2 separate regions of the Homo sapiens genome follow, and region 1 is linked to region 2. A link is a loop called in an ENCODE intact Hi-C map of the cell type or tissue named here. Cell type or tissue: endothelial cell of umbilical vein. All regions are shown on one strand. Each heading gives the region's core, and the rest is flanking DNA. Links, peaks and the distances in the headings are about the cores only.

Region 1 (10,623 bases), core at 1,591-9,590, 96 kb before region 2:
CTCACTGCAACCTCCGCTTCCCGGGTTCAAGTAATTCTCTGCTTCAGCCTCCCAAGTAGCTGGGATTACAAGCGCCCACCACCACGCCCAGCTAATTTTTGTATTTTTAGTAGAGACGGGGTTTCACCATCTTGGCCAGGCTGGTCTTGAACTCCTGACCTCGTAATCCACCCACCTCGGCCTCCCAAAGTGCTGGGATTACAGGCATGAGCTACCGCGCCTGGCCTGGTCTTTTTGTCTTTTAAGCAGGTATCTTTTTTGTTTTTTTGTTTTGTTTGAGACGGAGTCTTGCTCTGTCACGAGGCTGGAGTGCAGTGGCTCAATCTCAGCTCACTGCAACCTCCGCCTCCTGGGTTCAAGCAAGTCTCCTGCCTCAGCCTCCCAAGTTGCTGGGACTACAGGCATGAGCCACCACGCCCAGCTAATTTTTGTATTTTTAGTAAAGACGGGGTTTCACTATGTTGGCCAGGATGGTCTCGATCACTTGACCTCATGATCTGCCTGCATCAGCCTCCCAAAGTGCTGGGATTACAGGCGTGAGCCACTGCTCCCGGCCCCTTAAGCAGGTATCTTAAAGGCACAGAATTGGCATGGCCATAATCATTCATACTTCTCTCTTCTTTTTTTTTTTTTTTTTTTTTTTTTTTGGAGACAGGGTCTCACTTTGTCACCCAGACTGGAGTGTAGTGGCACAATCTTGGCTCACTGCAGCCTCAACCTCCTGGGCTCAAGCGATCCTCCCATCTCAAACTCCCGAGTAGCTGGGACTAAAGGCACATGCCACCACGCCCGGCTAATTTTTGTATTTTTTGTAGAGACAGGATTTCATCATGTTGCCCAGGCTGGTCTCAAACTCCTGGACTCAAGCAATCCTCCCACCTCAGCCTCTAAAAGTGCTAGAATTACAGGTGTGAGCCACCGCACCTGACCAACATAATAATAATTCTTAACATATGATCACCATATGCTGGGAGAACGCCCTCCTACACTCCTGAGCCTAGCCACGTTACTCTCAGAAGTAAGGGTGTATGTGCCTAGTCCCTGGAGGGGTGTGTGGCTCTGCCCTCTGCAGTGGGCATCAGAGTGTGTGGGTGCCCCCCTGTGCCCAGGGCCACCAGTTCAGTAACAGAGTGGGCCGTGAAACAGGAGGCATGGGGATGTGGGTGGAGTGCAGCCCTGGAATGACACCTGCAGCCCCCACGTGCACCCCGAGTTTCTCAGGCTCCTCTTCCTCTTTCCTTGCGGGCCCTTAGCACAGGACTCAGAGCAGCAGAGCTCTCAGCCCTCCCAGTGCTGACTGTCTGCAGAGATCCAAGTGCTTGCTCTGGGCAAGGCCCTGGCTCCCAGCATCCAGAGGCTGCCAGTGGGCACAGCGTGGCTGGGAGCTGCCTTAGCTGCTCAGGCTTGGGAGAGGGACCATCCTGCGGGCACTCGAACCATAAATGTCCAGACACAGAATCACATCAGAGCCATCCTCAGCAGACCAGGCAGGGCTGCCTCCCAGGGAGAGCTGGGTAACCCGAGCTGCTGGCAGGCCCTCAGGTCACTTCAGGAGCACAGGGCGGTCAGCTGATGCTCCTGGGGACCATTCATCACGTCTCCCAGCCCAGCCGGTACAGCCTCAGCTATTTCCAGGCCTGGGTATGCAGCAGCTTATGTAACGGGCTGGAAGTCAGGGCTGGGCTAAGGGGCACTTGTGGTAGGGATGGGGCTGCTCCCACCTCCCACTGTAAGGCCCACCCCTCAGTCCCTAGTCTCCCTATGGAGATTTGTGGGGGGCCCACAGCTCTGGCTGGAATCCCTGTGGACAGCCACTGTGCCTATCAACACACCTCTCACTTCCTGGCCAGAAGATGCCTGGCCATCTGCGGTCCATGGAGTTGAGGCCACCAAGCAGCCTCTTCCTCAACCCCATCAGCCCTGCCCAGCCTCTGTGCTCTCACCTTCCCCTCCCCGCTCAGAGGAAGAGTGGGTATGTCTGCTGCTGCCCTCCGAGAGAACCTGTGCACATTCCTGAAGCCCCTCCTAGCTCCTGCAGGCCTAGTTTGGTGGGTGGTTAAGCTGGGCTCAAATACACATATTCCCAGTGTGGCTTTAGGCGGGCTTTGTACATCTGCTAAGCCTCAGTTGCTTGTTTGGGAAATGGAATGATAATAACAATATCTCCCTTTTGGTGTGGCTGTGACTGTGGGGCTTTAAGAGCACATTCCAGGAGGCAGATTGCCCAGCCCTGTCTATCTATGTGGCCTTGGGCCAGTCACTTAAGCTGTCCGGGCCTCAGTTTCCTTGTGTAGAACGGGACAGCGATATGACCTACCTCCCTGAGTTGTTGTGAGGATCCAGTGAGTTTTTATGCATAAAGCACTTAAAGAGTTCCTGGCATGAGGTCAGCACCATGTAAGTGTTGGCTATAATTAGACAATGTTTGGAGATCACTTTCCTCTGCCTTGGCTCCTAATAAGCTCTTGGTGAAAGGTAGTTGTTATTTTTAACTTCTTCGTTCTCCTTCACTGTCTTAATTCCCACCTTCATTTAGCCTTGCAATTTCCTTTAAATACCTTATCTTCTCCCCTCGTTTGTTGTCAATCTGCTGCACTACCAATAAAGGCGTGCATAAATTATATTTGTCCCATGTTTACATTCATAAAACATTTCCCATGCACTCCTGTCCCAACCTCACAGCAAACGCGTGAGCGAGCAGTGCAGCTCATGTCATTGCCCTCATTTTGAGAGCCCGGGACAGGGTGTGATCTGTCCAGAAGCATCAGCTGCTCAGGGGTGTGTCCAAGCCACCAGTGAGGGTATTCCGACCTTGGGCACCAGAGCACACCGGATGATGCACCCAGGGCGTGCCAGCTCGCTGCTGCCAGGGCAGATTAGCGCAGGGGGCCCTCCTGCTTCCGGTCCCAGCTGTGGGAGCGCCCACATTATGGGAGGAGAGGCCTGTGGGCTTTTTAAATACCTCCCATCCCAGCAGGATCCCCTGCGGCCCCCAAGTGCTGTACGGTGGTGCCCTCTGCTGGTAACAGGAGGTACTGCTACCTCTTATAAGGGAGGAAGGTGGATCCCTTCACATTTACGCAAAAAGCTAGCCAAGGCCGGCTATGTGCCAGGCCCTCTTCTAGGAACCACAGAGGAAAAGAACCTCGGAAAGCCCTGGCCTTTCATGGAGGTGTCTTCTATGGGAGGGATAAAGACAAAAACATTTATAAGAGAACGGCACATAACGAGAAGTGCAATGAAGAAAAACAGAGCCGGGTGAGCTGCTAGCGAATGATAGAGGGCGCTAGCGATACGGAACGGCCAGAGACGGCTTCTGCGAGGAGGCGACAATGTAGCAGGGAACTGAGCGAAGCTAGGAAAAGAAAGGCCCCTACCCGGGGAAAGGCCATGGAAACACAGGACCGGTGGGAAGGCGCTGAGATGGGGAAAGTCTGGGTACGCCGGAAGAACAGTGAGGCCCATGTGGTTGAGGGCAGTGCCGAAAGAGGCCTGGGGCGGTGGCTCACCCCTGTAATCCCAGCAGTTTGGGAGGCCGAGGCAGGTGGATCACCTGAGGTCAGGAGTTCGAGACCAGCCTGGCCAACATGGCGAAACCCCATCTCTACTAAAAATATGACAAATTAGCCGGGCGTGGTGGCGGCCGCCTGGAATCCCAGCTACTCGGGAGACTGAGGCAGGAGAATCACTTGAACCCGGGGGACGGAGGGTGCAGTGAGCCGGGGTTGTGCCATTGCACTCCAGCCTGGGCGACAGAGAGACTCTGTCAAAAAAAAAAAAAAAAAAGCAGCAGTGAGCAAGGTCCGAGAGGCGGAGGCCTCCAGCTCCTTCCTTACCACGTGGTGCATGAAGAAGGCAGAGCTCGTGCAGTCTCAGGAAGCAAAAGGAGAGCCCTAACCAGCATGCACTGGGCTGTGTGCGGGGCCTCACCGCTGCCTGTGAAGTGGGTATTCCTGGCATTACCACCATTTTGCAAAGGAGGAAACTGAGGCTGAGGAAGGTAGAGGTTGTGTGGTTTGCTCAAGGGTGGAAATATAAAGTCACAGAGCAAGAACCTAAATCCAGGTTTGTCTGACTCTAGTTTTTTGGTTGTTTCTTTTCTTTTTGGTTTTTTGTTTTCTTTTTCTTTCTTTCTTTTCTTCTTCTTCTTTCTTTCTTGTGACAGGATCTCACTCTGTCACCCAGGCTGGAGTGCAGTGGCCAGTGGCACAATCACGGCTCACTGCAGCCTGGAACTCCAGGATTCAAGCGAGCCTCCCATCTCAGCCTCTCCAGTAGCTGGGACTACAGACACTCAGATCATTTTTAAAAATTTTTTGTAGAGACGAGGTCTTGCTATGTTGCTCAGGTTGGTCTTGAACTTCTGCTCAAGAGATCCTCCGGCCTTGGCCTCCCAAAGTGTTGGTGAGCCACCCCTCTGGCCGAATCTGGGCTTTAAAACATAAGTTAAGCACTTGGAGAGAGAGAAAAAAAGGCAGCACAGAACAGCACGTAGAGAAGGGCCACAATTGTATTAAAATACGTATATGTATATTTTATATTCAGAAAAAAGGCTGAAAGCAATCCACTGCATGTGATAATCTCTGGAGGTGACTTATGTTTTCCTTCCACTGTGGGGCTGGGGCAGGGAGAAGGATGGTCGTCACCCCCGCAGAAGGCAAAAGACTGCCCTTAGCGTTGATAACAACCATACCTCACACTCACAGGCTCCTTCGCGGTTACAAAGGGTCCTTCTTCACTGCTGAGCGTTTGCTCCTCACCACAGCCATTTCACAGGAAAGGAAGCCAAGCCTCAGAGAGGCCGCGACTCTCCCTCAGATAGCCCGTGGCACGGCTGGGGCCAGGACCGACCTCTGCACGTTCCGAGTCCTGCAGGCGCATTTCCAGGAGAGAGGAGAGCTGGCAGAGAGGTCCAGGGGGGTCCAGGAGCCGGGCCGGGGGCGAGGTGACGAGTGTGGCCGTTCCCGAGTCTGCCGGCAGAGGGCGCCGCCGCCCCGCAAGTCGGCCAGGCCACGCCCCCTACCAGGACCCGCCCCTTTGCAGCGGGGAGCCACAGCACCCTGTGAGGAGCGGCTCGGCAGGCTGGGGTTCGAGGCCATGGGGATGAGAGGACGGTGGACGGGCTGGGCCGGGGCAGGAGGAGGAGCAGCAGGGGAGGGGCTGGGCCGGGGCAGAAGGAGGAGCCGCAGGGGAGGTCACCGGCGGGCCAGGGTCTGCGTGGGTGAGGGGTTGAGAGTGCAGAGGCGCCCGTGTCTGCGGCTGGGAGCGCGAGATGGAGGCGGGGTGGGGGCGGGCTAGTGCGAGGGGAAGGTCCCGGTGTGGCGGGCGGCGGTGCGCTACGGCGCCAGGACTTCCTGAGGCGGCGGGACTAGCTGCCTCGGGAGGCGGTTACTCACTCCGGCGCTGCCACCTGCTTCCTTCCCAGATCCCAGCAAAGCATAACCCCGAGGCCCCCTCTGCGCTCCCACCCCACTCGCGGCGGCGGCACGCCCAGGAGGGAGCTCGCCTCTGCAGCTCAACCCACAGCCTCGCGGCCCCGGGGTGGGCGAGGGTGGAGAGGGAGGGCGGTGCCCGGCGGACTCCACCCGAGCCGCACCGCCAGCCCCCAACCGCCGCAGTCTAGCCCAGGCCTTGAAGGCCAGCCTGCAGCCTCTTGAGCAGCGCGTGGGGCTCCAACCCCCAGCACCTCCACCTGTCCCATCTCTCCAAGCTGAGCCCCAACTCTGGTCTAGACGGGAACCCGTGAAAAGCAGACTCCGGCAGGGATCCCCTGCCGGCTGTGCGCCCCAGCCCCGCCTCCTCTCCATTCCGCTCGCCCCTGAGCACTGGCGATACCCAGCCAGACGACAGGGGCTGGACAGTGTGTTGAGCCCCACCCCCATCTCCTCCCTCGCCGCCACCCATACCTACCTCCAACCAAGGCGAGGACATAGATGTGTCAGCTAGGATCCCTGCCCTCTAACAGCTCCCAGTCTGTAGGGAGACGGCCACCATCCATACCAAAGCTTACACCAGGAAGCAGAAAGTGGTTCCGGGCCAGTGGGAGGCACAGGTCCTTAGCTCCCCAAGAAGACACAGCCTCAGGGGGCCGAGTTCGGCCAGTATTTAGAGTCCCAAGGATCTGTGTGGGAGGGAGCTCAGAGATCTCCAGAATTATCTTCAGTCAACATCCTTTCAATAAAGACTCACTAAGCACCTAGGGTGCTTTAAAAATACCAACGCCCCAGCCCACCCTAGAACTCCTGGATCAGAATCTCAAGGGGGCCAGGAGTGGTGGCTCACACCTGTAATCCCAGCACTTTGGAAGGCCGAGTTAGGAGAATTGCTTGAGCCCAGGAGTTTGAGACCAGCCTGGCCAACATGGCGAAACCTCTCTCTACAAAAAATACAAAAATTAGCCTGGGGTGGTGGCCTACGCCTGCAGTCCCAGCTACTCCAAACGTTGAGGATCGCTTAAACCCAGGAGATTGAGGCTGCGGTGAGCTGTGATTATACCACTGCATCCAGGTTGGACGACAGAGCAAGACCCTGTTTCCTGTTTCTTTTTTTTTCTTTCTTTCTTTCTTTTTCTTTTTCTTTTTCTTTTTTTGAGACAGAGTCTCGCTCTGTTGCCCAGGCTGGAGTGCAGTGTCCCAATCTCTGCTCGCTGCAACCTCCACCTCCCAGCTTCAAGCGATTCTCCTGTCTCAGCATCCCCAGTAGCTGGGTTTACAGGCATGTGCCACCACGCCCAGCTAATTTTTATATTTTTAGTAGAGACTGGGTTTCACTGTGTTGTCCAGTCTGGTCTTGAACTCCTGACCTCAAGTGATCTACCAACCTCCCAAAGTGCTGGGATTACAGGCGTGAGCCACCGCACCCAGCTGACCCTGTTTCAAAAACCAAAAAAAAAAAAAAAAACAGAAAAGAATTGCAAGGGGGAGGGGAAGGGTAAAAAGAATGGCAAGAGTAGGAGTATGGCCCTATCTGCTGTTAAATGTCCCCCACCCTACTGACTGCTGTAGCTGCCAGCCACTGGTCTTGCCTTATTTGCCCAGAGACCACACTCCTCAGAGAGAGTGGCTCCAGCCAAGCCCTCAATTAGAGTGAGATTTGGGGGGCTCCAGAAGAAGATGCTATGTATGCTGGGACCTGGGTGGGCTGTCACTCTGTGGGTTGCTGAGTGGACCAGATCAACTGTGAGTCACTAAAGGCTAAGTGACTCTGTAGGGGAGCAGCTGGGAAAGAGACCCAGAGGCAGTATTTGCATTTTTACTTTTTGCATAAATTTATATGTTCTCCCCACAAAGGCCAACTCCAAGATGGATCACTGAAGCTTAGGAGGTGTCCCTGAAAGCAAAAATTCATATGTCTTAGGCAACCTGGTGGCCTCCTGCTCCTGGGAGGTCCCCATATTGATTGCATGCAAGACACATCTCTAAAAATAAAAATAAATTATAAATAAATAATAAAAACACTCTTGCATCTTGCTGTTGAAAAGTATGTTTCCTCTCCACTATCAACCCCAGTCCATGAGCTTTCATACCACACAGGGTTCTGTGCAGAGAAGGTCTGTTGGTTGGAGTCATTTAGTCATTTAGTTAGATGTTCTGAACTCAACTGTTCATTCATTCATTCAGACGTACCTGCCTTCGATCAGTGCTGGCATGAGATGGGGTTCACTCCCTTGGGAGCCCACAATCTGGGTGGTGGAGTGAGGAGAGGCCCTGGGACCAGAAGCAGTGGGAGGGTGTCTGAGCACTTCAGATAAATGATTGTGGGGTTCAGGGGAGGCTCCACTTTGTACAAGCGTGCAGCAGGCTGAGGAAGGGCTGAAGAGGTGGGCTCTAAGGAGGGAGGGAGGCTGCTCCCAATGGTTGGCTGATGGGAGAGCCCTGCTCTGTGCCCCTCTCCACCTGGTATGGTCCCGGCTCCCCACCAGGGGTCAGCACACTGCTGCACTCTGGCTGTTTTACTCTCTTGAGGAACTCTCTTGGGTTTCCGTGGCCCCTCCAGAGCCCTCAGCTTCCTTTCTGTCTCACTTCTCTGAGCCCATCACTCCCCACTTACGGTCATTTCATCCACCTGTCGGTGCAGGACCAGGCAGCCTCCCAGCCAGCCAGCCTGACGTCTCTCCTGAGCTGGGGAATCCCACAGCCTCCCTCACTTCCCAGCCTCATGAGCTTGGGCTGGGCAGCAGAAGGGGCCTCCTGCTGTCCTTCCTCTTCTCCTGCTGCCATTCAGCGCAAGGTCTCTGGTTTGGTTTCCAGGGGAAATGGGAGGGTCCAGAGGTTCACTCCTTCTAATAAGTTTTCCCACATGTGTTAGCAGAGCTCTTCTCCAAGCCCACCTCCCCTGTTTTGTGGACCCCACCAAGTCTCCAGAGCCCCCCTATGCTCCCCTTAGATGGGAATGCTCTCCCTCCCTCCAGCACAGCACCTGCATGCATGGAACCGGGAACTCTCTGGGCTGGCCCCTCCTCCTACTGCTCCCTGGCAAACCTTGGACCTGCTCTTTCGGGTCCTACCTCTCATATACCTCATATACCCACCATGCCAATACCACTTTTTCCACAGGCGAGGCCCCTAGCCTGAGAAGTTCAGCTCATTACTCACCATCTCTTCCACCCTGTCCTCACACCCCTTCCTCCAGGAAGACTTCCTTCTCACCACCCTAAGCTATAGAGACAAACAGGCATGAGAGCATCCTGGCCTTGCCAGGCGCCAGCTATGCTGCCTTAACCTAATTCTCAGTCTCTTTATCTGTCAAATAGAGAGCTTTCAGATGTACTGTGAGGTCTCAGTAAGGTAATGGATGTGGAAGTGTTAGCCCAGCACATAGGGACACAGAAGTCACCTATCCTTTTCTTTTTTTTATTTTTTGAGACGGAGTCTCGCTCTGTTGCCCAGGCTGGAGTGCAGTGGTGCTATCTCGGCTCACTGCAATCTCCACCTCCCAGGTTCACGCAATTCTCCTGCCTCAGCCTCCCAAATAGCTGGGATTACAGGCATCCATCACCACGCCTGGCTAATTTTTGTATTTTTAGAAGAAACGGGGTTTCGCCATGTTGGCCAGGTTGTTCTTGAACTCTTGACCTCAGGTGATCCACCTGCCTCGGCCTTCCAAAGTGCTGGGATTACAGGCATGAACCACCACGCCTGGCCACCTATTCTTTTCTTGTGGTGCAGCTGCCACCCCCACTGCCCACCCCCGAGCCTGATGATGGGAACCTGCCCTTGCTAGGCGCACTGGCTGCTTCTGCAGGGCTCTGTGGGGACCTCAGACCAGAACCCTATCAGCAGGGCCATGTCCCTCCCCTGACCATGCATGAAGCCTGGAGTGGAGGCCTCTGTCCTTCCCTGGAATTGTTGGGAGCCCCTTCTGCCCTAGCATGGGGGAGGGGCTCCCACAGAGTTCCCTGAGGCTTTGAGAGGAGCAGAAGGCTGGTGGGAGGCAAAGGAGGGGTGGCAGGGCAGGGGAAATACCGACCACACAATATTCTGAGTCCCTGCTCCTTTTCCCATCCACCCCCACCCCCTCTGCCAAACACGATCCCTGGGTTAATTTTTAGCATCGCAGCTCGCACATTAGTCACTCCCTGTCACCCACCTACACGGCAGGAGGCTGCTGTGCTGGTGCCGTCATCCCATCAGCTGAGAGGTGGGATCTAGCCCCGCCCTGGGCACCCCTCACCCTCCCCTATGAACTCACGGCTGGCCAGGAGTCCCCATCAGCCTGGGTGAGGGGGCACCGACATCACTCCTGGGAATAGCTACATGGCAGGGGGTGGGGACAGACTGGTGGCCAAGGGACTTGGACTCTCTACTCGGAGGAGAAATCTAGGGAGGCCCCTGCAGCCTTCCACCCCCTGTAAGGTGCCAGGCTATGCCCAGGCAGTTGGTTTCCTGGCAGCCTTGTATCTGGGAACAAAGGTGTGAGGGGGCCCCTCCCCTAGACCTGAGCCCCTGGGAGCCAATATTTGTCATCGTCACAGAGCAGCTGTTAAAACAGGGAGCTTGGGGAATCTCCATTTTCTTAATCAAATGTCCTCCCTTCCTGGGACTAGGGAGGACAGGGTGGCCAGGTGCAGGTGCCCTGGCTGGGGCCGCCACCCAGCCCCAAAGGGATTTTCAGAGAAGGGCCTACAGATGCCAGCTACAGATGGAGCAGAAGAGGGGCTGTCTCACCCAGCCCCTGGGGCTCAGAGGTGGGGAGGTGATGGTTACCCCTAGGCAGGGTTGGCCCCAAGGAGGCATTCACTCATCAGCATGAGTTAATAGAGCCCCTCCTGTGTGCCAGGCTCTGTTAGACCCTGGAGGTGCAACTTCAAACAAGGCTGGGTTCCTGCCCTCACAAAGGCAAGACAGAAACAAAAGAAGTCAGTGTGATTCCCAATTGGGAGAAAGTGCTATGAAGTAAAAAAGAATAGACAGGCACGGTGGCTCATGCCTGTAATCCTAGCACTTTGGGAGGCCAAGGCGGGTGGATCACCTGAGGTCAGGAGTTCGAGACCAGACTGGCCAACATGGCAAAACCCTGTTTCTACTAAAAATACAAAACTTAGCTGGGCGTGGTGGGCGCCTGTAATCCCAGCTACTCAGGAGGCTGAGGCAGGGGAATTGCTTGAACCCAGGAGGCAGAGGT
Region 2 (10,623 bases), core at 781-8,780:
ATGGATGACATCGTATTCCGAACATTTTCTTATCTGTTGCCCTAGGGATGGACACCAAGGTTGGTTCCAGTTCCCTGCTACCACAAGCAACAGTGTGTTGAACTTCATCATGTCTCCACTTGTGGACTTGTATGAGAATTTCTAGGAGATACATGGTTGACCCTTGAACAAGGTGAGGTTTGGGGTGCTGATCTCCCATGCAATCAAAAATCTGTGTATGACTTTTGACTCCCCCACAATTTAATAATAGTCTATTGTTGACTGGAAGCCTTACTGATAATGAACAGTCAATTAACACATACATATGTTATATGCATTATGTACTATATTCTTAAAATAAAGTAAGCTAGAGAAAAGAAAATGTTAAGAAAATCATAAGGAAGAGAATATATATGTGTGTGTGTGTGTGTGTGTGTGTGTGTGTATATATACGTATATATATATATATACGTGTATATATATATATATATACGTATATATATATATATATATACGTATATATATATATATATATATATATATATATTTGAGATGGAATCTCGCTCTGTCACCCAGGCTGGAGTTCAGTGGTGCGATCTCGGCTCACTGCAAGCTCCGCCTCCCTGGTTCAAAAAATTCCCCTGCCTCAGCTTCCCGAGTAGCCAGGATTACAGGTGCACACCACCACGCCTGGTTAATTTTTTTTGTATTTTTAGTAGAGACGGGTTTTCACCATGTTGGCCAGACTGGTCTCGAACTCCTGACCTCAGGCAATCCACCAGCCTCGACCTCCCAAAGTGCTGGGATTACAGTCGTGAGCCACCGTGCCTGGCCAGAAGAGGAAATATATTTACTATCCATTAAGTGGAAGTGGATTATCATAAAGTCTTCATCCTTGTCTTCATGTTGAGTAAGCTGAGAAGGAGGAGGAAGAGAAGGGGTTAGTCTTGCTGTCTCAGTAGTGGCAAAGGAGGATGGAAATCTGCATGTAAGTGAATGCATGTAGCACAAACTTGTGTTGTTCAAGGGTCAACTGTATACCCAGGAATGGTATCATGAGGCCAAATGGCATAGGAATACCCATTTTTACTAAGTAATGCTAAAAAGTCTATGCCAGTTTATACTTCTACAAGAACTGCACAAGAGTTCTTATTCCCCCACACCCTTGACAACTCTTAGCATTATCCACTTTTCTCATTTTGCCATTTTGATGGATGTTAGTTGGTATGTCACTTACATGTACATTTCTCTGATTACTAGTGAGTTTGAGCATTCCATTCTATACTCGTTAGCCATTTGGGCTTCCTCTTTTGTAAATTAACTCTGCATGTCTCTCGCCTGTTTTTCTCTTGGGTCTTACTGATTTGCAAGAGTTTTTTATATATTGTAGATATTAACGCCTCAACAGTTTTAAGGACTGTAAATATCTCCTTCCAGTCTACCATCTATCTATGAGTTTTATTAATTTTTCAATGTTAAATATATATAGTGTATAATTGAAGAGTGAACTGATATAGTCATGTTCATATTTTTTTTTACAGTTTGCACTTCAAGGGTCTTCTTTTTTTTTGAGACAGAGTCCTGCTGTGTTGCCCAGCTGGAGTGCAGTGGCGTGATCTCGGCTCACTGCGACCTCTGCCTCCCGGTTCATGCGATTCTCCTGCCTCAGCCTCCCGAGTAGCTGGGACTACAGGCACCCGCCACCACGCTTGGCTAATTGTTTGTATTTTTAGTAGAGATGAGGTTTCACCATGTTAGCCAGGATGGTCTCCATCTCCTGACCTCGTGATCCACCCGCCTCGGCCTCCAAAAGTGCTAGGATTACAGGCGTGAGCCACCGGCGCCCGGCCAAGGGTCTTCTTTAAGTCTTTCCCCAACCTTGGGTCACAAGGATGTTCTCTTACACTTTCTTTTACTAGCCTTATAGTGTGGCCTTTTACACTTTGGTCCTTAATCCATGTGGAGTCCATCTTTGTAGACGATGTAAGGGAGAGTCCCAACTGCATTTTCTATCTGAACAGTGTTCCAGTATTTCCAACACTATCTAAAAAATCTGGCCTTTCTTCCCCATATTTTAACAGCTTTATTAAGATATAATTTACATACCATACAATTCATCCATTTAAAGCACATAATTCAATGACTTTCAGTATATTCACAGAACTGTAAAACCATGATCACAGTCCATTTTAGAACATTTTCATCACCCCCTCACAAAACCCTGTATTTTTTAGCCATCATCTTCACTTTTTTTCTTTTTTTTTTTGAGACAGGGTCTCACTCCATAGCCCAGGCTGGAGTACAGTGGTGTGATCTCAGCTCACCGCAACCTCTGCCTCCCAGGTTCAAGCAATTCTTGTGCCTCAGCCTCCTGAGTAGCTAGGATTACAGGTGTGCGCCACCACGCCTGGCTAATTTTTGTATTTGCAGTAGAGACAGGGTTTCACCATGTTGACCAGGCTGATCTCAAACTCCTGACCTCAGGTGATCTGCCTGCCTTAGCCTCCCAAAGTGCTGGGATTACAGGCGTGAGCCACAACGCCCAGCCTTCACTAATTTCTGATGCAACCTTTATCACATAACAGTTTTCAGATGCATATGGATTTGTTTCTGAGTTCTTTGTTTTTTGTTTTTTTGTTTTTAAGATAGGATCTCACTGTCACCCAGGCTGGAGTGAAGTGGTGTGATCATGGCTCACTGGAGCCCTAGACTCCCACCCGACCAGCGGGCTCAAGCAATCCTCCCGTCTCAGCCTCCTGAGAAGCTGGGACCACAGGCATGTGCCACCATGCCTGGGTAATTTTTTATTTTTTATAGAGACAGGGTCTTGCGATGTTACCCAGGCTGGTCTTGAACTCCTGGGCTCAAGCAATCCTCCTGCCTCAGCCTCCCAAAGTACTGGGATTACAGACATGAGCCACTGCGCCTGGGTGTTCCTGGGTTCTGTTTCGTTTTGTTTTGTTTTGTTTTTCAGACAGAGTTTTGCTCTTCCACCCAGGCTGGAATGATGTAGCATGATCTCTGCTCACTGCAACCTCCACCCTCCAGGTTCAAGCGATTCTCCTGCCTCAGCCTCCCGAGTAGCTGGGATTATAGGCACCCGCCCCCACGTCTGGCTAATTTTTGTATTTTTAATAGAGACGAGGTTTCACCATGTTGGCCAGGCTGGTCTCGAACTCCTGACCTCAGGTGATCCACCTGCCTTGGCCTCCCAAAGTGCTGGGATTACAGGCGTGAGAGACCGTGCCTGGCCTGTTCCTGGGTTCTTTAACATGTTCTACTTGTCTATTTGTCTACTTGTCTGGTACTATTCTATTTTTCTGTGACTTGTCTTATTGTCTTCTGGGGCAAGTCTCCCCCTTTGCACTTCTTCACAACTGACTTGGCCAAATTCACATTTCCTTTGACCCAGGAATTCCACTTTTTAGAATGTATCTTACAGAAATACTGGAATAAAGGAAAATAATGTATACACAAATTTATTCACTGCAGCCTTGCTTATAATGGCCCCAAACTGGAAAAAAACAAAACTTCCAAAAATAGGGGACTGGTACATTCAAAGAGTGGAATACTACACTGTTTTAATTTTCTGTAGGGACTAATTCTTTCTTTGCTGCCCAGGTTGGACTCAAACACCTCGGCCTCCCAAAGGGCTGGGATTATAGGCATGAGCCACCACACCCGGCCTTTATTTCTTTATTTTAATTTTTTTTTTTCATTCCCACACTACTCCAATGTAGATGCATTGGCTTTTGAATCATGTGAATGCATAACATAGTCAGAAAATAACCCAAAATAAAGAAAATTGACTTAGTTATTCATGAACTTATACTCTTCCATATAAATTTAGAATAAATTTGTCGAATTACTAAAACAACAGGTAGGCTAGGCGTGGTAGCTTGCACCTGTAATCCTAGCTACTCGGGAGGCCCAGGTGGGAGGATGACTTGAGGCTGGGAGTTTGAGGCCAGTCTGAGCAACATCTGAGTAAGACTTCTATCTCTAAAAAAAATTAAAAGTAAAAAAAATTAGCCAGGATGGTGACATGCACCTGTAGTCTCAGCTACCCAGGAGGCTGTCTCAGGAGGATTGTTTGAGCCTAGGAGCCTGTGACCGGCCTAGGTGATATAGCAAGATCCTGCCTCAAAATAAATAAATAAGTAAGTAAGTAAAATCCAACAAAACAGCTGGAATTTTGTTTTTGTTTTGTTTTGTTTTATTTTTTGAGACAGAATCTCACTCTGTCTCCCAGGCTGGAGTACAGTGGTGTGATCTCAGCTCACTGCAACCTCCGCCTCCCAGGTTCAAGCAATTTTCCCACCCCAACCTCCAGAGTAGCTGGGATGACAAGTGCCCACCACCGCGCCTGGCTAATTTTTTGTATCTTTAGTAGACATGAGGTTTCACCATGTTGGCCAGGCTGGTCTCAAACTCCTGGCCTCAAGTGATCTGCCCGCCTCAGCCTCCCAAAGTTCTAGGATTACAGGAGTGAGCCACTGGACCAGGGTAGAACAGCTGGAATTTTGACTTGGATAAAACCCTTTGCTCTTTACTCCTCTGCTCCTTCCACCAAGTGTCAAAAATGCAATGAGAGATGTGAGGGCCTGAAACCAGGATAAGGCCCTAGCTGGGTGGCAACCAGGACTGGAAAACAGTTAAATCAAGAAAATCTCCAAGTTGTATATGCTGGCTGTTGTTTTTCTGTTAAATGCTGGCCACTTAGAACCATCTATTCCACTTTTCTGTGTTTGTCTTACTGTTTTATTAAGGAGTTGCATCTCTGGAGAAGAGGAAGAAAGAATCATTGAATATAAAATCTTTAAAACATCTGTCCATGAGCAATGACTACTTAAAACACCAGTGGCAGGCCTCATCACCCACCTGGTGGCAGGTTATCTCAACTGCAGGCCCAGCGCTTTAGGACAACTACCTTTGTCAAGTTGAACTTACAAATCCAACACAAGAAGGGTGGTAGGGCCTGCCTCGAAAACTTGTTTGCTTTGTTTATTTTTCTAAACATCAGTTCAGCCTCTTGGCCTGAAGGATCATAGATTCCAAATTAGTAGACTCAAAATTAATGAGATTTTCCAGTAACAAGCTTGAGACTAAAATTAAGGAAAATGCACTAATTATAGACTATCTAGCCACCTAACCACCACTTGGATCCAAGCCTCTGGGAGGAGAGGAGGAGGGAAGAGGACGGTCCTCGATTAGACCTGCACTGGACTGTCCTTCCTCTAGGTGCTGCTGCCCATTTCCCTGGCCTGGGGCCTCCCAGCACCCAGTGCTTACTGCCTCAGGGCTCCCATCCTGACCCAGGCCAAGCTGGGTCCCTCTTCTGAGACCTGTGTAAGCCTTCAGGCCAAATTCCTGGAGACTATCAAATAGGGCCCATGGTGGAGGTAGGGGAATCCTTTCTCCTCAGTTCTGGGAAGTGGTATGAGGTGGGGGTGTGGAGTGGGCGGTTCTGGGAGAAGGAAGAGGGGTAGAAAAGGCAGACAAAATGCCCATTATACCCAAGCCTGTCGATTTCCTTTTTTCATGTCTTTATCAGTGTTTGTGACGGAGCTTCTTATCAACAGGAAACGCCTGCCTGAGGGGATGAGGCAGGTCCTGGGGGCTGGACATGGGACAGGGAATTCTGGGTAGTGCGTGGCGGCTGGGCAGCCAGACCAAGTGGTCTCCCCTTTCCCAGGACCCAGTAAGGTTCTCAGGCTCTTTGCCTTGGCATCTGGTGGATCCTTTGATGTACACAGGAAGACAGCACACCAGACATGCCCCAAAGCCAGAGTGTCTACAGGAGGGAGCCCTGGGTGGGGCTCCAGCCCTGACCCTCTGTGATCAAGGAAGGTTGCCAAACAGCTCAAGCTATAATATAGGAATTGTCTTTGCCCCTAGTCTCCACCAATCACCAATCCCCCTCCTTTCCAGATGAGGAGGCCGAGCAACTGGCCAAGGTCCCAGATAACTTAGTGACAGTCACCTCAACTGGCCCTTGTAAGTCTGTTTCTGCATCTGAGCCCTCAGAGGCTGGTGTGTGTGTCGAGCATCCAGGCCTGGGACAATGAGGTACTTGGTACAGACCTCTAGATGAAGAAGAGGAGGGGACTCCAGCACTGACTGACCTCCTACTGTGTGCCAGGTGCTCCAAAAATATTGATCATGAGACTATGATCCTTATCTCTCAGATAAGGCTCCCAGGAGAGGAACAGACTGCAGGTCAGATTTCCCAAGAGGTGAAGATCTAATCTTAGCGCTGAAAATAAATGCCCATGAGGGATGTCTGGGCCAAGCAAGGCTTTATGGGTGGCTGAAAGAAACAGGTTTATCTATCTAGACATCTTTCTTCAAACTGTCAGAAGACTGAATAGAGAAACAGGAACTGGCTGTTCTCCTGGTAGGAGAGGTGGGAAGGGTTTGTGCAGAACAGCAGATGGGTTACCTGACTTCCCATTCCTTACCCTCTTCCTATCAGTTGACCCTGAGCAACCAGATTCTGTTTCTGGTGATGCTGGTAATAAGGAAATTCCCTTGATTTCCCTGCCCATGTGTCTCCCTGGACAACCCCATTCTCCCCCTGCCTCACCATTCGCTCCTGCAGCTGGGGATGTAGGTCAGTAAGAGTGGGTGGGTGAGAAAGAACAGAGAAGAGACTCATCCAGACATGACACCCTGTAGGGCAGCAGTGACAACACTTTAACCTGAAAACTGCCTGAAAATAGACTGTGTGTCTATGACATTATGCAAATCATATGCAAAGTCAAGAAGCCCTCTGTCTCTATTTCGAGCAAACTGAATGTGGCCCTGGTGGAAGCAGCTCATTCCAAGAGTCGCCCACCCAGAGTGATGATTACACAGCTAGCATCAGTCCCAGCCCTGGGAGACTGGACGCAGGACATGCACCCCCCACTCCTCCCCCAGGACAGGGACTTCTAGGCGTGAGGACTTTGCCATCTCTTGGGCTGTTGATCTTAATGTTGGTGAGGATATGGAGGAAACAGCACCTTCCTTGGAGGCTGGTGCAAGGCAGGACTGAGGGAGGATGGTGCCTTGGAGGGTGGAGAGAAAAACTGTTGGTGAGGCCTTGGCAGGGGAAGGGGTGGCCCTCCACATCAAGGCTCATATTCCAGGAGCTACCCTCAGCCCCACTGTGGCATGCTATAGCACCTATCACCCCTCAGGGAGGGCCTTTACCACACAGATGGTCCTCTCCCTCTTTGTCTAGATAGGGAAATTGGGGCCTGGGGTCCCTGAGGAAGTCAGGGCAAAGCTGCAGAGAAGTAAAGTGAGCAGTAGGTTTTTTTCCTCCAAAGGCAGGCAGGTTCCCTGAGGTCTACTTGTAGGCAGGGGCTCGGACGGGGTGACTTCCCAAGGGCTCTTCGCAAGAACTGGAGAGCAGTGAGCCAATCTTGCCGCAGATCCTGCTCAGCGTTCACGTACCCCTTTCTCTGCAATTTCCCCACTGCCCTTCTCCCCACTCTCCCACCATAGCCTGGACATCATGGGGAGGACGTAAGGACAGAGTCTGGCAGGCACAGGGGAAGGGGAAAGGCTGCCTTTGCTGGATGCTAGCAACGCTCCTATTTCGTCAAAGCTGGTCTGAGGCCGGGTGCCCGAATCCTCTGGGAAGGCGCTGTGTTGTTGGGGGATCCATGAACCCAGGGTAGGAGGTTCCAGGCATGAGGCCGCCTTGGGGGTGCAAGGGACCACAAGGTCATCTGTGGTGTAAGGTGTACCCTTCCTATGTTTCCCTAAGAGGGCGTCTAACACGAAGGCACAGATTTTCTAGGCTGGGCAGTCCCATGGGCCAGGACCCTCTCAGCTTCTTTTAGTATCTGCCTCCCCCACAGCATGTCCCCGCCCCGAATTTCCGGGTGTGAGAATGGGATGTGTGTGTGAAGTGCCTTCTGATCCCAGGACAAGGTAGGTCCCCAGGGAAGGGGATCTTCCCATGCTGGGAATGGGGACTGACTCCTGGCAAGATGGGGACCCCATTTGAGAAGGGAAGTGAGAACAAGGAATTGAGGAGGGAGGGTCCAAGCTGCCGGTTCGGAAGCAGAACGCTCTTCGCTAGGTGTGGTATTAGGGGGACAGTCCCTGCAGAACAGCAAGTCAGTGAGCACACAGACGTTGGCCCCCGGGTGCGGGGAAGGCTGCCCCACCCTGCCGGGAAAGGCCCCGCGGTCCCTGTGTGGGGATGGGAGGCGGCCGCTGGGCAGCCCTCGGCCAGCAGAGGGCGACGTGGCAGGTGCGGCGACTAGGCTGCTCCCAATCTGGGGTAGGAACTGAGATTTGGGCCCCCGCGGGGGTCTGAGCAGGGGCGTGAGGAAACTGTGACCTGTCTAAGGGCAAAGCTGGGCGTGTATCCTGGGACCCTCTTCTCCCCGGATCCCTCTGGTTTTATCTGGACCTCTGCGACGGGCCACTGCAGAGGCATCGGCCTGGGAAGACTCCGGAGCTCAGGATTTAACCATGGTTTATTGCAGACCTATTGTGTGCCAGGCATGAGCCCAGTGCTCCCACAAACAGCGTCTCCAGGTACGAGAAGTGTAATTTCGACCCTGGAACACCTTCCTGCACTCAGACAGAAGCATGTGCAGACTGCTCTCAGCAACGCCACCTCCTTCACTCCCTGGCCATTGGGCCCCCTTCTCTCTACCTGTCCCCTGTCACTCCACTTCCTGCCCCAGGCCTTCTCTTAGGGATTTTCCAGGCTTTGGGGAGCTGCTGCTTTCAGTTTCTGGCTGTGGGGTCTCAGCAGGAGTTTGTTCCAAAACCCAGTAGAAATAAAATCCTTCAAGAGGGAGATGATTCGTGGGCTGGGTGGATTCCAGTGACCAGAGGACGTGCAAACTCTGCCCTAATGATCTGGGAACCTAGCCCATCCATTGAGCTTTCTGTTTTCACCCAGTTTCACTTCCTGGTTCTCTTCCGAGCCTTGCACAATGCTGGGAGACAGGCCTAGAAAAGTGCCACCATGAGGATGGTGGAAGACACACATAAGATGCCGGCCTGGGGAGGCTACTCTGGGTCATTACAGCAGGAGCGGGGAGAGCTTTCTTCACTGCCCTGCCCCTAGGCTGAGGACGACTAAGGCCAGGTCTTCCCAACCTTGGGGCTGTCCTTGTCCATAGCCTGAGTCTCCACCCCCGCTCCTTATATTCCTCAAGCTCCCCTCCAATCCACTTCCCTGCAGCCCACTTCCCTGCACCCAGGGACCAGGACAACCTGCTCCATACGTGAGCATACATACATCCTTGAAATTTCCAAATGCCAAACTTTCTGTGTGTCTCTCTAGAGCCATTGAATTCTCCTGAGACACACTCTCTGGGCCTGGCCAGGGGTGTGGGCCTGAGCCAGGGGCCAGTAGGGGAGCTGGAGCCTTCTTGGATGGAGCCAAATTTCTTTTGAGCCTTGGAAGCCTTGGAGGAAGCCGCCCTGCAGTCCTGGGGCAGAGAAGACTATGCCACAGAGAGGGCGAGGGGCTGGCTTGTGGTCAAAAGGCCCAGAGCTGTCTGAGCCCAAGGGTGGCCACTGGCATGGTTTTAGGCAAGAACTGGAGCTTGCAGACTTAGACTAGGAGGTGCTCCAGACACTCCTTGAGTCAGGTAAAGTTATTTTCAAACCCCCATCTTGAGGCAAATTGCCAGGGGCTGGAGCATAAGGAATAGATGAGACTGAAGAAGTTAGCTGTGATATAGGCTGAAGTGTCAGAGAACTAGAGCTAAAGAAGCCTCAAAGGACATCAGGACCAAATCTTCCAATATGTAGATAAGAAACAAAGGTCCTGGCCAGGCGCGATGGCTCACACCTGTAACCCCAGCACTTTGGGAGGCTGAGGTAGGTGGAACACCTGAGGTCAGGAGTTCGAGACCAGCATGGCCAGCATGGTGAAACCCTGTTTCTACTAAATATACAAAATTAGCCAGGCATGGTGGCATGTGCCTGTAATCCCAGCTACTCGGGAGTCTGAGGCAAGAGAATGATTTGAACCTGGGAGGTAGACGTTGCGGTGAGCTGGGATCATGCCATTGCACTCTAGCCTGGACAACAAGAGCGAAACTCCGTGTCAAAAAAAAAAAGAAGGAAAAAAGAAAAGAAAAGGTCCTGAGACAGGCCTGCTTTTGTCACATGGAGCAAACATCCGGGGTCAGACCTGGGTCTCTTGACACCCACTGACCTTCCCCCTGCCATGCTTGGCCTCGATATCCTCTCAGTTAATCTGAAAGTCCTGGGCCTTGCCCATCTGACCTGCCCTTTTTCCACTGGCCTGTGATCCTGCCACACCTCAGTAGGACCTCTTAGGATTTAATGCCCTAGTAAGTCAGGCCCCAGCTCTCTCAGGCAGCTGACATTCAGCAAGCTGCACTCTTGTTGAGGAGACAGAAAGCCCAAGGCATCATGGAGCTGAGATACAAATCCACAGAGAGAAACTGATGGGCCCTGGCTCTCTGGAGCTTATGCTAGAGGCTGAGGCCTGGCAGGGAAGTGTGTGCCAGGGGCTGGACAGGGCCCTGTGCCACCCTGGCAGCTCTGGTGGGGCAGTGGGGTTGATCAAGGGCAGGGGGCAAAGTGCAGGCCCGGGCTCTGAGTCTGGGACTGGGATTCCCTGGCTTGGCACTCTGACTCTGGAGCCTCTTTTGC

What was found. Peaks named below come from ENCODE experiments on the same cell type or tissue, not always from the same donor. Only the 100,000 strongest peaks of a DNase experiment are listed, where the experiment ranks them.
Region 1: a loop joins it to region 2, with 6 times the contacts of the local background. A loop is called at or near these places in 4 of 110 quality-filtered maps.

What each region holds. Positions count from the first base shown.
Region 1 is chr12:52,018,227-52,028,849 of GRCh38, reverse strand. All of the region lies in intron 1 of LOC124902934 (a long non-coding RNA gene), which reads right to left. It also overlaps a transcript of NR4A1 not described here. Among named protein-coding and RNA genes, the nearest start is that of TAMALIN-AS1, 16 kb to the right of the region's middle. RefSeq lists enhancers at 2,288-3,225, 3,771-4,065, 3,226-4,163 and a silencer at 4,870-5,329. In endothelial cell of umbilical vein, for the core only: CTCF peaks have their summits at 3,058 (motif pointing left), 4,952 (motif pointing right) and 7,902 (motif pointing right); DNase peaks (open chromatin) are centred at 3,219, 3,889, 5,219 and 7,959; H3K4me3 peaks cover 1,802 bases; H3K27ac peaks cover 3,606 bases.
Region 2 is chr12:51,921,177-51,931,799 of GRCh38, reverse strand. ACVRL1 (activin A receptor like type 1) reads right to left here. Exons shown (of 10, transcript NM_000020.3): 10 at 8,439-10,623. Among named protein-coding and RNA genes, the nearest start is that of ACVRL1, 19 kb to the right of the region's middle. RefSeq lists enhancers at 7,118-7,949, 8,735-8,784. In endothelial cell of umbilical vein, for the core only: CTCF peaks have their summits at 4,871 and 8,194 (motif pointing right); DNase peaks (open chromatin) are centred at 4,869, 5,619, 8,029, 8,459 and 1 weaker place; H3K27ac peaks cover 4,463 bases.